3 separate regions of the Homo sapiens genome follow, and regions 2 and 3 are each linked to region 1. The links are chromatin contacts, found by Hi-C in ENCODE. All regions are on one chromosome and are shown on one strand. Each heading gives the region's core, a stretch centred on a gene start or an enhancer-like site at or near the end of the contact. The rest is flanking DNA. Distances are from core to core; before and after follow the strand shown. Region 1 holds the start of AVL9 (AVL9 cell migration associated). Region 2 holds the start of GARS1 (glycyl-tRNA synthetase 1). Region 3 overlaps MINDY4 (MINDY lysine 48 deubiquitinase 4).

Evidence for each region. Hi-C counts contacts between places; a loop is a spot of excess contacts on that map. Pooled maps may share reads with other maps.
Region 2: a map of CD14-positive monocyte shows a loop between it and region 1 (11-fold over the local background). The contact joins the promoter of GARS1 here to the promoter of AVL9 in region 1. A Hi-C loop is called at or near these places in 6 of 168 maps with a recorded cell type or tissue (B cell, CD14-positive monocyte, CD4-positive, alpha-beta T cell and 3 more), 4 of 37 single-sample maps with no recorded cell type and 19 of 50 pooled maps.
Region 3: a map with no recorded cell type shows a loop between it and region 1 (8-fold over the local background). The contact joins the enhancer-like site here to the promoter of AVL9 in region 1. A Hi-C loop is called at or near these places in 9 of 37 single-sample maps with no recorded cell type and 3 of 50 pooled maps.

The regions. Positions count from the first base shown.
Region 1 is chr7:32,493,074-32,497,816 of GRCh38, forward strand. It overlaps AVL9 (AVL9 cell migration associated), which reads left to right and starts at 2,416. Exons shown (of 16, transcript NM_015060.3): 1 at 2,416-2,729. The coding sequence starts at 2,637. It also overlaps a transcript of LSM5 not described here. RefSeq lists enhancers at 1,930-2,139, 2,213-3,011, 3,012-3,810 and a silencer at 2,230-2,879.
Region 2 is chr7:30,593,035-30,597,777 of GRCh38, forward strand. It overlaps GARS1 (glycyl-tRNA synthetase 1), which reads left to right and starts at 1,844. Exons shown (of 17, transcript NM_002047.4): 1 at 1,844-2,109. The coding sequence starts at 1,888. RefSeq lists enhancers at 1,299-1,912, 1,543-1,892, 1,913-2,526, 2,527-3,140 and a silencer at 3,036-3,135.
Region 3 is chr7:30,793,279-30,798,021 of GRCh38, forward strand. The region is part of intron 5 of MINDY4 (MINDY lysine 48 deubiquitinase 4); the gene reads left to right. All of the region lies in intron 7 of INMT-MINDY4 (INMT-MINDY4 readthrough (NMD candidate)), which reads left to right. Among named protein-coding and RNA genes, the nearest start is that of MINDY4, 24 kb to the left of the region's middle. Within about 2 kb of position 2,038, at least 7 of the 41 ENCODE cell types and tissues checked have a DNase peak (open chromatin) inside an H3K27ac peak, as active enhancers do.

The DNA.
Region 1 (4,743 bases), core at 1,166-3,665:
AGGAGGATCCCTTGAGCCCAAGAGTTTGAGGCCAGCCTGGGCAACATAGCAACACCCCATCATATTTTATTTATTAATTTAGAGACAAGACCTCACTCTGTTACCCAGGCAGGAGTACAGTGGTGTGCTCGCGGACTCAAGCAATCCTCCCATCTCAGCCTCCTGAGAAGCCAGTACCACAGGCGCGTGCTACCAAGTCTGGCTATTTATTTTTTATTATTTTTTGTAGAGATGAGGTCTCATTACATTGCTCAGGTTGGTCTCGAACTCTTGGACTCAAGTGATCTACCCACCCTGGCCTCCCAAAGTGCTGAGATTACAGGTGTGAGCCGCCATGCCCCACCTATATTCTAAATTCTTAAGTGGTCCAGTCTGTGTATTTAGAGATGAAAAAAATCCTGGAAATTCCCTTGTTCACTTTCTGTCTCAATTTTCCCAGTAACTAACTTTTTCTTTCTCTCTCTCTCCCTTTCTTTATTTTTTTGAGATGGAGTCTCATTCTGTCATCTGGGCTGGAGAGCAGTGCAGTGACACCATCTCAGATCACTGCAACCTCCACCTCCCGGGTTAGGGTGATTCTCTTGCCTCAGCCTCCCTAGTAGCTGGGATTACACACACCACCATGCCTGGCTAATTTTTGCATTTTTAGCAGAGATGGGGTTTCACCATGTTGCCCAGGCTGGTCTCCAACTTTTGGCCTCAAGTGATCTGCCCGCATCGGCCTCCCAAAGTGCTGGGATTACCAGCATGAGCCACCACGCCTGACCCTCTTTTTATATATATCTTTTTTTTTTTTAGAGGAAATCTCGCTCTTGTCCCCCAGGCTGAAGTGCGATGGTGCAATCTTGGCTCACTGCAACCTCCACCTCCCGGATTCAAGCAATTCTCCTGTCTCAGCCGTCCGAGTAGCTGGGATTACAGGTCTAATTTTTGTATTTTGTACTAGAGAGGGGGTTTTACCATGTTGGCCAGGCTGGTCTAGAACTCCTGACCTCAGGTGATCTGCCTGCCTTGGCCTCCCAAAGTGCTGGGATTACAGGCGTGAGCCACCACACCCGGCCCTTATATACATCTTTAAAAGGTGTTCAATTAGACAGTAATTTTAGCCATGCCAATTGTGGAAAATATCAAGACAGGTTATATCAAGAAAATATTAATAGTTAACACATCACACAGCTGACAGCTCAAAACAGTTAATATATTAAGAAAACAGTTAATATATTCTGCATACAGGGAGCAATATAGTTTTACACAGTTTTCTTAGCCAATGCCAATAATTTTGTAATACAGAAAAGAAATGTATAGCAGCATCTTGAAAAATGTCTGCAGTATTAGCATTAAAACAGTTCTACTGAATCACAGAAACTAAATTTGATTTAGGAAGCCTACTGTTTTTCTCAGCTATGGTTAGATTAGAACAGAGCTCCTTACTTTTCAAGACCAGAAGTGCAAAATATCACAGTTACTGTAGTAATCTCGAATTCTATTTGAAGCAGACACCTATCCTTTAGGTTATTTGAAAACTGTCCTAGATAAGACTTGTTAAATCTTTTCTATAATGCACTTTAAATTGACATGAGATTCACTGCTTAAAAAAGAATTGTAGTACAATCAGTAAAGGAATTAAAAAACCCTGGTGACAACAGAGCCCATATATTTTGTATTGACCAGAGTACTACACCCAAAATGAGATGGAATGAAAAGAATATTCTTATAAAATCGCAGGACTAGAATAATCATTTTACACGTATCCAAGTAAACTTCCTTTGTTGTCAAGGATATTCTGTTTCAGGTTTTAAATGCGTCTCAGATTCCTACACATAATATTTAAACGAAGAAAAAAAAACTCTAGAAAGAAACAAACAAGAATTCTCGAGTAAGCAAGTAATTTAAAGGCTGAATACACAGATACGCAACCTCACCAGTATGCTCCATGTTACTACATATTTAAGAATAAGGACGGGGGCCACAGAGGCAAAGGCAAGGAGGTGAAGGAATCGGACACTCGGAGAGTGAACCGAAAAGATGTGAAAAAGCAAGGAAAACAGAAGAGAAGAGGGAAGTGGGAAAACTTTGAGGAAAAAGAGAAGGCAAAAGAGAAGGAAGTGCTTTGAGATTGAATCCAGGGAGGAAAAAGCAGGTGTGCCACGCCGCACCTCCAGGTCCCGCGGACACCACAGGCTCTGCAAGCCCAGCCGCCCGGGTCACGTAAGCCCCACCCCGCCGCTCCTCGTCAAGTCCCACCCGGACCCGCCCTCCCCCCGCTCCTCCCCCCGCTCCTCCCCGCCCCACAGAGTCGATCTCTCCTCTCCTAGACCCACCCCGCTCCCCCAGGCTCCACCTCGGCCTCTCAGACCCCGCCCCGTCAGGGCCCTCCCGGCCTTGCCCAGCCCTGCCTCGCCGGCGGCGGCCGCCGTGTCAGGTGACAGCCCGGAAGCTGCGGAAGCGGATGAGGGAAGGGCGGCCGTGGCCCTGGGGGCGGCGGGAGCTGCTTTGCCTCCACCGATCTCCCTGTGCGGCCCTCATGTGCTGTGCTCGCTGACACCCGAAGTCCGCGGCTTTCCGCACACGGTGGGGTCGTCAGACCCGCTGCCCTTGGCGGTCGAAGTCGTCGTGCGGGCCCGCGGCGGCCGCCCATGGAGAAGGCCAGGAGAGGCGGGGATGGCGTCCCCCGGGGGCCCGTACTGCACATCGTGGTGGTCGGATTTCACCACAAGAAGGGCTGCCAGGTGAGGAAAGGGCCCGCCCCCGCCCCCAGCCGTTCGGGCGTTCGCCCCTTCCGGGGCCCCCCTGCCCTGCTTCTGTGTGCTCAGCTCGCGTCGTGCAGTCCTCCCCACAGCGCCTGCGACCCTTCGCCTCTCAACCTGACTCCTTTTGCAGCTCCTCCCACCCGCCCCACATGAAGCCCAGCCCCCACAACCTCTTCCTTCTGCCCCTGAAAAATGGTTGAGCAGCGGAGGAGCTGGTTGATACGTGTAGGTTGTAGGTTTTTAACTTCTGCTTTGGTGGAGTGGGAGGAAAGCATCGAAGACCGGCCCCACTCTCTTCCCCGTCCATCATTGTCTCCACTGGCTTTCTGGGTGTCCACCTATAATGGGAGTCTAGAAAAATTCAGTGCTTGGACTCTGCTTTCAAGGTAATAGGCTCAGTGGGCTTGCATACTAATGCTTCAGGTAGCTTGCAGCACATGCAGCCTCCGTAGAAAAATCAGCTTCCTTTGTTTATCTGATGGAAGCCTTGGAATCTCTCCTGTTAGGTACGGTTGTCGATTGACTTTGCCTCCCCCTTCCCATTGGTCCTTAGTTTTGCTATTTCATCTTCTCCAGATTTTGCCTTTTGGTGAGAGATTAATCTCTCCATATCAACCGCAATAAGAGAAAGTGTATTACCAAACCGTTCAAATATAAAGGCGTTTTTCAGCAGCCTCACTGAATCATTAATGCAGCATCTGAAATGGAATATTTGCAATCTATGTATTGAAGGCAAGAGAACAAAATAGAAACAGGATTATTTAATGAGCAAGCAAACACTGGAAGGGAATGATGTCATAATGTGCTAGTGAACAGTAAATTGAAATGCTTTTTTGAAGTATTAAAAATAGTAATTGCCACCACTAGCTAATGAAGCATTTAGTTTCTTGCATTCCACAGGAAATGTAACATTTTAGAAGACTTATTGGCAAAAATTAAGTTCTCTAGGGAATAAGAGAAAAGTGATGGGAGTGAAAAAATCGTGTTTGTGCGTAATTTTGAAATATATCCTCACACCTGGAATGCCAGCACTTTTAGAGACTGATATGAAAGGCTCACTTGAGCCCAGGAGTTTGAGACCAGCTTAGATAACAAAGGGAAACACTGTCTCCACAAAAAAATTAAAAAATTAGTTGCATGTGATAGCGCACTTGTAGTCCCAGCTACTCGGTAGGCTAAGGTGGGAACATCGCTTGAGCCCAGGAGGCTGAGGCTACAGTGACCCTTGATCCCACCACTGCACTCCAGCCTGGGTGAGAGAGCAAGACCCTGTCTCAATCCCAGCACTTTGGGAGGCCGAGGCGGGTGGATCACCTGAGGTGAGGAGTTCGAAACCAGCCTGGACAACACGGTGAAACCCCGCCTCTACTAAAAATACAAAATTAGCTGCGCGTGGTGGCACATGCCTGTGATCCCAGCTACTTGGGAGGCTGAGGCACGAGAATTGCTTGAAGCCGGGAGGCAGAGGTTGCTGTGAGCCGAGATCACGCCATTGCACTCCAGCCTGGGCAACAAGAGCGAAAAAAAAAGTTTTGGAAAGTGTGTGTTACATGCATAAGTCTTAGAATGACTGGTCTAGAATCTGTTCTTTATAACCTGTACATCAGGTGTTTTCAGAGGCTTTAATTAAAGTATGTAAGATTTGCCCCAGGATAGATTAATCAGCTACCTAATTCTCCACTTTAACTATTTTACTTCCAGGTGTAAATTAAAGGTGCATGGCTCATTGAGTTGTGACTCTGACTTAACACGGTTTTAACTTGTGTGAGGGTACTTAGACTGCTCTTCCAAGTATTCAAAATTGCCGTGGGTCATGTTGACCATTAGTTCTTTTTTTTTTTTTTTTTCTTCAGATGGAATCTCACTCTCTCACCCAGGCTGGAGTGCAGTGGAGCTCGGCTCACTACAAGCTCTGCCTCCTGGGTTCACACCATTCTCCTGCCTCAGCCTCCCGAGTAGCTGGGACTACAGGCGCCCGCCACCGCGCCCGGCT
Region 2 (4,743 bases), core at 594-3,093, 1.9 Mb before region 1:
GATTTGCCTTTCAGAAATAATGACTGGGCCGAGTGCAGTGGCTCACACCTGTAATCCCAGCACTTTGGAAGGCTGAGGCGGGCGGATCACGAGGTCAGGAGTTCGAGACCAGCATGACCAACATGGTGAAACCTCGTCTCTACTAAAAATAAAAAAATTAGCTGGGTGTGGTGGCGCACGCCTGTAATCCCAGCTACTCAGGAGGCTGAGGCAGGAGAATCGCCTGAACCCGGGAGGCGGAGGTTGCAGTGAGCCAAGATCACGCCACTGCACTCCAGCCTGGGTGAAAGAGCGAGACTCCGTCTGGAAAAAAAAAGAAAAAGAAAAAAGAAAGAAAGAATGACTGAAGCAGCAGTGGGGAGGATGAATTGGTCGGGGAGGAGGGAAGAACGGATTTGGAGTCCTTTCAGGACTGTCCTAACATGAAAATGGATGAGACATTATTGATCTAAGGAATTTTTTAGAAATAAAATAGTTTTATTCAAAGGATATAGAATTTCAACATTTTAATAAAAATCTAAATAAAAATAAAAGTAAAACTTAAAATGATTTTTCACATTTAAAGATATTAAAATAAATTCAAAATTGCCTAGTAAAATAAAAGCCAAATAAATTATAATTAATATCAAATCTTGAAATAAAAGTGTTTAAAAATATAATTGTTCAATATTGCAGAAGGTTCTTAAGCAACCCACCCTGCTCATGTTGAATTGTAAGTACTTCTCCAGAACTGCACACTGGAACGGGAAGAGAAATAACATGGACTTTCACACCATTAGGAAAGGAGACTTCATTATACTGAGCCCGTCTACTCCTGCACACTCCTGGGGTGGGATTGTGGGTCACAGGGAGACGTACGTGCATACTGCCGAAGAGCTCCCAAGTGGCTGGCTGCACCAGTTAACACTCCCCTGAGCAGTGTAGGGGAGTCTCAGAGGGTCACTTGGCATTTTCCATCATTTTCATTTTAGCCATTTTTGCAGGTGTGCGCAATGCTGTTTTTATAACCAACACATCATTTTTCTCTTCCTTTCCTGGAGGGGGAACCCAGCTTTTCTAGGCCCTCCACCCTTTGGGCAGGAGGAACTGGGTGTGTGGGGCGGGGGGAAGCCATCTCTGGGTGGTTGGTCAGCTGGGGCCTAACCACAGGAGGCAGATAGACTGAGGCTATGCCAAGCAGAAAGACTTATCAGGCACCTCTTGCCTTTCCTCATCTCTGCCGGTTCAAATCCTGCTCGCCCCGCAAGGGCAGATTGGAATTTACCTTCTCCAGAAAGCCTGGGGTGACTCTATCCCCTCACTCCTCCTCCCCCGTTCGCCAGCTTTTGTCTTGACATCGGCGGACCAAGAATGTGTGACTCTGGGCAAATCATTAACCTCTCTGGGCCTATTTCCTTATCTGGGGAACATCTGCACTTGAGCAACAGAAGTCTAAGATCCCTATCTGATTTGATGTTTTGCGACCCTTTTAAGGCGCAGGGCGCGAAAGAACAGAAACAGAAGTGTCCGTTCAAGTAGGTCGGCCGGGGTGTCACTCGTATAAAAACCTATGCTTTGAAGGTTCTCGTGTGTCTCGGCCTGCAGGTCTCGCTCAGAGCTGTGTCCCTGAACATCCACCCTGCTGGGGTGGCTTGACGCACTTCTGTGCAAATCTGTTCGCTCGCAACCCTACCTACCTCTCTCCCGAACCGGAGAAAACCTTCGGCGGGGTCCTTCCGGGTTTTGTGTCGAATCTGCGGCGGCGACCCGGCGCCGCGTCACGCGGTGGTGAATGTGCGGCAGCACGCGCGCCGCGTCGTTTACGCGGCGATTTCATCATGCTCCGAGCCGGGCGGCGCGCGCCGCTTCCGTCGCCACCCTCTCTGGACAGCCCAGGGCCGCAGGCTCATGCCCTCTCCGCGTCCAGTGCTGCTTAGAGGTGCTCGCGCCGCTCTGCTGCTGCTGCTGCCGCCCCGGCTCTTAGCCCGACCCTCGCTCCTGCTCCGCCGGTCCCTCAGCGCGGCCTCCTGCCCCCCGATCTCCTTGCCCGCCGCCGCCTCCCGGAGCAGCATGGACGGCGCGGGGGCTGAGGAGGTGCTGGCACCTCTGAGGCTAGCAGTGCGCCAGCAGGTACCGGTGTTTTGCGCTCTCCGCTAAGCCTCCGGCTCTCCTCCCAGGGCCTTCTTCTGGTCATCCTTCCCTCCTCCCCGGGGAACTGTCCTCCTCTTCGGTTACCCCTTTCTTTCCCTTCATCCTCTGGCGTCTTCTTCGCCTCCCCCACTTTGGTCCCAAGTCCCCCGTGCGTCAGCCACCTCCTCTCCCGCGGACCTCCGTCCTCCTCTCTTTTTGGATGACTCCCTGGAACCCCTCCGACTTCCTGCGTCCCTCTCCGGCTCCGTTCTCCCTTCCCCATTCTGTCACAGCCCGCGTCTCCTCTATTTCCAGTGGGGCTGGGATCTGTGACCCTTTGGTTGTCCTCGCCTCCTAACTGAATAACCTTAACTTCAGTTTTCCAGGCTCTGCTGTACTCTTTGTGCACCCTGGGTGGAAAGCCTCCTAATTCTTTCAGTGGTCAATGATGAGCCGAAAAACTGCCGGTTCTTTCGTCTTACGGCCAGGCCCTTTAATCTTTAGGATGCTTTGATAGTGTTTCCCCCTTAACATCTTCCTTCATTCAGTGCTTAGTTTAGCGGAATGATTGGCTGAGAAAATAGAATTGAAATGTGGATGTGGGGAGGTGTCGAACTTTTCTATTAATGCTGTGAACTCATCATCCTTTGCTCTTGTCATCTTTTCTGGCTTCTGAAAAGGCCGTTTGGAACCAGTGAGCCCTCAGATCGTAAACCTGGGAAACTAAGTGTTGCGGAGTGAAGTCAGCCATCCTTAGTATGGAATATTTTGACATTTGATTTTCCCGAAGGTGAGGGAAGGTTTCATGGGCTGAAGGACTTGGTGATTTAATATAGACCTCCTTTTCCTAGGGCACTGCCATAGAGTTTAGAATTTAGAGATATCAAGGAAAAGATTATTTCAGATGATTCCCATATGCAATTAGGGAGAGCCAGAGCTTGCAGTAGGACCCCGGAGATCATGACTTAGTAGTAAACACCAAACGGGTTTCTCCTGCATGGGCGCCTGATGCAATAATTTGCCTTAGCTACAGAGGGTGGAACCCTATCTCGGAAATAATTCATTGGGGCATAGCTGCCGCAAATTCAGCCACTTTGCCATCTGTCCTCTTCGCTGGTTTGAGCCTGACCGATTTTAATAAATAGCCTTTCATTTTGAAATATCACCACGGGCTTAACTTTTTTCTTCATGATTGGTGTCAGAACACCGATTGCATATTCTGTCTCCCTCCACCCACCTTCCACTCCACAAATAAAATTAGGTGTGGTTCCTTTGTCTTTTCTTAACTTGCCATTTTAAAAAATATCCTTCCCTTTAGAAGGAAGCATACAACTAATTTGGAGAAAAAAAAAAACCACCACACCCAAACCCCTCCCTCTGCCACGTTAGCCTGGAACTGCAGTGAAAATCATCCATCGGTAGTTAAGACAGGATCTAGTTAACTAAAGTAAACTTTGATCGCGGCAGCTTTCCGATGCTACTAACTACTGTCTTGTGTATTGTTTATGTTGTCTTGATTATTGTTTTGTACTTTAAGATATTTTCCGAATATACGAGTTAGTTGATTTAAGTTAGTTTGGATATTTTTTTCTAATTTTCCAAGAACACACATATATCAGTTAGTTAATTGTGTGAATTACTGAGTCCTATGTCAGCTGAAAAATAATTTAAAGATGATCTAATTTTACCCATTTTTTGTATATGGGGAAATGAGACACACTGTCACCCCTATCCATTTTGGATAACTCCATTGTGAAGTGCAATTGAAAACCTTTCCGGAGTGGGATTTTTACTTAATGACTGGTCTTGTTAGTAGCACATGTTTCATAGAAATTTGTTAATCTGGAAAATGAATGAAGTGAGTTTGTCACTTTAAGAAAACAACGGTTAGTATTTGTGGCCAATAATAAAATTCAAACTTTGGGGAAATTTTAGAATTTGGGAAGACTCGTATCTTTTGCTGTGAGCTTGGCAGCTTCACAGTCCTTAAAGATATCTGTGATGAGATGAGTGGTGATATTAACAAACGTGGATTTTTTTTTGATAGTATTTGGATAATCTGCGTAACTCAGTGAACCAGTGTTTTCCAGGTGACCAATGCATGATGTTATGAAATCAGGTATTGGTGAAAGAGCCATTCAAAGCTTAAGATACATTAATAGATTTATTCTGACAGTACAAAAAATTCATTGCTATAGTTTCTGAGTTAGAAATAACCTTGAAGAAGCTACCACTTGTCAGAGTTTTGAGGTAGTATCAAAGAATATCCACAATTATCCGAAACGGCTTTTAAAATTATTTTTCCTTTTCCACCTACATATGTCTTTCTTCATATACTTTACCCAGAACGTCATATTACAAAAGAAGCAGACTTTCCACATTGGTCTTTTAGGATTTTTCACAGATTAAGGTTACCAAAATAGTAAGTGCCAAACTCAAAATTTAAAAACCCATGAGGAAACAAGCCACCTTGAGTGAGACTTAGGGGAAATGATAATAGAATTAGATCCTCCAAAAGTATTAGAATAATCACATATTTTTAAAATGCTTAAGATAATTTTTAAAATAAAAGAAGTACTCAAAAACATGAGCAAAGAACAAGAGACTACCAAAAACAATCACACAGTGTGAAAA
Region 3 (4,743 bases), core at 788-3,287, 1.7 Mb before region 1:
AGTCGATAATTTTTTATTCTAGTTGGAATAATTATGGCATTTATATTTTCTTTTTACTCGAATAACTTCCTTTAGTATTTTTTTTTAGCAGGTATGTTAAATTTTTTTTTCTAGTTTTTATTTGGAAATGTCTTTGGTTTGCTTTTTTTTTTTTGGAGACAGGGTCTCATTCTGTCACCTAGGATGGAGCACAGTGGCGCAATCACAACTCACTGCAGCCTTGACCTTCCACGCTCAGGCAATCCTCCCACCTTAGCTTCCTAAGTACGTGGGACCACAGATGCACTTATTTCCACACACCTGGCTAATATTTTGTATTTTTTGTAGAGACGGGGTTTTGTTATGTTGCCCAGGCTGGTTGTGAACTCCTGGGCTCAAGCCAGCCTCCCATCGTGGGCCCAGGGCAGGTATTCTCATATAATACATGGTGGGGAGGGGCTGCCCGTGGAAGAGCAGCCCACTTCTAAGAGGAAAAAGGGTAAAGCTGAGCCTAAATGCCTTTTATTTTTTATGGAATTTATCAGTCATATAATTCACACTTCCTCCGTTAGGGTGGAGTGATTAAAGAGGGGAAGAATGGCCAGGTGGGCCAGACCAGCAGAGCCTTCTTCAAACTTCTAGAAAACACTGGGAGTTGAGAAAAAGCATCCTTCAACCCAGCAATTATTATCCCCATTTCACAGATGAGGAAACTGAGGCACAGAGAATCCAAGGAACCTGACAAGGTTCTGGGTGGGTGCAGATCCAAGGGCACACAGACTGGCAAATGGAATATGGGCTGGATTTCAGCTCTCTCTCACTGCCTCAGCGAGGCGTCTTTGTGTAGTGCACATACTACACAACTCTACACAGTGCTCTTGATTTGAAACCAGGGCCAAAGTAATCCCAATGGTAAATATATCTGCATCCCCTGCCCTTCCCAACTCCCCTCCATCAGTGCCCCCTTCCCCTTGTTTTTTGTTTAATTCAGTTTGGTAAACATGGGTCTCAGTCCTAGTGTGTACCAGGTCCTGTGAGTTCTTCAAGGGGAGACACACATGTGCACATATAATTCTTCTAAAGCGTGGGAAAGTGCAGTGAGATGGCATCAGAGCTGGCCATATGCACAGAGCCAGCTCCACCGCTCTGTCCTAAGGAAGCTGGAGGAGAGGGAGCTACTTGGGGCCCTTTTTGGGCCTCCAAACATCAGGTTCAGGAAAATCCATGGAAGTCACACCTAGGGGCACAGGTGGGGTTAGGGGGCAGGTGGAGGATGCAACCTGCTGAGATGTTAGGCGGTGTGAGTATCTGTGCAGTCAGGCCCTCCTAACTCTGACACTCCTCAGATCTGACTCCGGGAGCTGAAGGGACTATTTTCTGGTTTATTTTTTGTTTTTCTTCTGTGCCCTTTGATATCAAGAGATGCTTGGAAAATATGTCACCTGGACTCCCATTGTGGGGGTTGTGGCTGTTTGGGGCCACCTGTCACTTGTCGCTGGCTTGTCAGGGCTGCCCTTGTTGGGTTCCTCTCACCATCACTCAGAACCATGGGGACTCTGGCCCTGACTGGGCAGTCCTCTAACCCTCGTCTCTCTCTCCCTCTCGCTAGAGTGCTGTGTTGCGGGCGGGGGCCTTTCTCTACACATTTGTGGCTCTTGCTGTCACCCACACACCTGACCTGAGTAGACCCTCAGGAAACTTCAGATGTAGTACGGAGCATGGGAGAGGAAATTTTTACTTACAACCCCCCAGGGCTAGGTCTTCCAAGCCTCTTGGCTCCTCAGGGGCACTTTGTGAAGGTGGGTTCTTTGGAGGCACCTCACTTGTGTTGCTCACAGCCCTCCGTTGGGGTGTGCTGGCCTGTCATTTGTCTGAGGGCCCCTCAGAGTGAGTTTCTGGACCTGCAGATGGCCACATGGACACTCCTACAGTTGGCTTTCTGCAGATTAACTCAAAACACACCATGCTGGGCATCTAGCAATAGGTGTAGGCATAGGCTGCACAAGTTCCAGCCACTTACTTGCTCAGTCAGCTTCAGAAACCTGGGTGTAACTGTGGTCATGAATTGAGAAGAGTTTTATCCTCCCTTAGGAATTCAACCCACAGCAGTTGCCACAGCACTGACATCTAAGGGTCAGGGCTGGTGAGCAAATGTGTGCCCTGTCACATGGCTTCAACCATGGAGCCGTGGGATCCAGGGGTACCAAGATATGAAGGCCTATGGTATAAATGAGGGTTCTGAGGCCCAGAGAGGGGCACAGACCTCTCCAGGGTCACACAGGCCATCAGGGTCAGGGACCAGATGACCTGACAGTATAGGCAAATAGAGGGGTGCATGTGTTTCCTGTTGCTGGTGTAGCATTACCATAAGCTTAGTGGCTTGAGGACAAACACAGATTGATGGTTCTGGAGGTCAGAGGTCTGAAGGATGTCTCACTGGTCTGCAATCCAGGTGTCAGCAGGCTGCATTCCTTCTGGAGCCTCTAGGGGAGAATCTGTTTCTTTGCCTTTTCCAGGTTTAAGAGGCCACCTGAATTCCTTGGCTCCCTTCCTTCACCTTTGAAGCCAGTGACGTTGGCTGAATCCTGCTCAGGCTGCCTTCTTTCTGCTTTTCCCCTTCCTGCTCCCTCTTCTGCTTTTGAGGACCTTTGTGATTACCTTGGACCCACCTGGTTGATCCAGAACACTCAGCATATCTCAAGGTCAGCTGATTAGCAACCTTGATTTCATCTGCAACCTTAATCCCCCCTTGCCATGTAACCGAACACATTCAGGGGGTCTGGGATTAGGATGTGGACATAGTTGAGGGAGGGGGTCATTTTTATGCCTGCCACAGAGGGCAGCTGTTTGTTGGAGCACTGTACTTTTTTTTTTTTTGTCTCACTATGGTTTTTAAAATATTCATCTACTCTCTCAATCTCCCTTCTGACCACTCTCAAAAGATTTTTTTGTGTTTTTCACATTTCCCCCTGTCTCACTGTCACATCTGTCTCTTTTTTATCTGGACCTTGTGTGGAAAAGGCAACAGGAAACCCACAGCCATGCCATCCCCAGAAGCAGCAGGCTTAGGTGAGGGGAGGATGTCTAGCTTTGGGGCCTGCTGTGGTGAGTCCATGGAGCTTAGGGTCATCATTAATTTCATGAAATGGATTTTGTCCTGGAGAAAGTGAGTATCTTCCCAGAATACAGCCTTGAAGTATGATATAGTCCATGCAATTGAAGTCTAATTTAGACTTTTAAAAAAGATTTTAAATTAAGCATTTTAAAAAGCAGGGTGGAATACATGCATCTTTAGGACTTGTTTACATTCTTAACTTCATAGACTGTCAGTGCTGGAAAGATCCTTAGAATCCAAACCCTTTATTTGGCAGGCGGGGAAAATAGAGCCCCAGAGAACAGAAAGGAAATGACTCACTTGAGCTTTTGCAGGTGTAGCAAAGTTATTTTCATAAACTCTGTTTTCCCTTGTAGTTAATGTTTAAAGCTTTCTTTTTAAATAGGCATGCTCCTCCTGTATTCACTTAAAGCCTCCATCACAGATGTCACTAACCAACATATGATGTCTTGCTCTTCATGTTACAGATCCTTTGGTTTTGGGTAGACTTGATTTCAGACTCTGAATTCCTGGAGTCATACCCTCAAAAAAAAAAAAAAGACCCTGTCAATTCACAGACATACTCATTTATTCAGTTAATTTATTCAACAACTATTTAGCAAGGACCAGCAGTATGTTAAAGATGGCTTGTACTGGCTTCGAATGCTGATTTTTAGTGCCCCTTCTTAACTTTGCATTCAGTGACATCACATTGGTAGCTTGGAATTGGTCATGTTTAGAATATTTATACCATGGAGATTGGCAAATGCAGCAAATCAAGGTCCCCATCCCTGGAGAGCCAGTTGTTAACATTTACCAGCACACCACCTGCGATGGCCTACTGTGTGCCAGACCCACCAGCCAGTCAGCTGTGAACAAAGCAGATTGAGTCCCTGCCCTCTTGGATCTTCCACTTCCAGTGAGACGAGGCAGCCCACAATAACACCAAAACAAGGAAATATATAACATATCTGAGGATTACAAGTGCTAAGGGGAAAAATAAATCATGGAAGAGTGACAGGGAGCCCTGGGGACAGAGCTGCTATTTTATAAAGAGGTAGCCAGGAAAACCTACCAGAGAGGGTTACACTTGAGAGGAGGCCAGAAAGGAGACAGGGAACTTGCACTTTGATCTCTGGACGCAAATGCCGACAGCAGTTGTGCACAGGCCCTGCAGTGGGAGCATGTTACTGATTGAGGCTGGACTACATGAGGGAGAGAGGAAAAAAAGCAAGAAAGGAAGCAAGGGCTTGGTCATGTGGGGCCTGGAAGCTGCTGAATGCATTGGCTTTTACTTTGGATACTCCCGCATCTAGGAGATATGGGAGCCTTTGGAGGTCGAGCAGAGACATGCTGTGATCTCACTTGTGTTTTAATAGGGTCCCTCTGGCTGCTGTGTTGAATAGATTCAAGTGTGGAAGGAGGAAGGCAAGTGTGGAGGCAGGGAGACCAGTTAGGCAACTGCAGTAGTAGAAGAGAGCTGGTGGTGGCTTGCATCAGGGAAATGGCAGTGAAGGTGGTGAGACATGGGCTAGAATATGGGTGTATACATACATACAGACATACATCAGCAGGGCTATGTTCTGAGAAGTGCATTTTCAGAAGCGCATCCACATCTGTGGGCCCCTGGAGGCACTGAAGGACCTGGGAGAGTTTGGGGTGCACCTGTC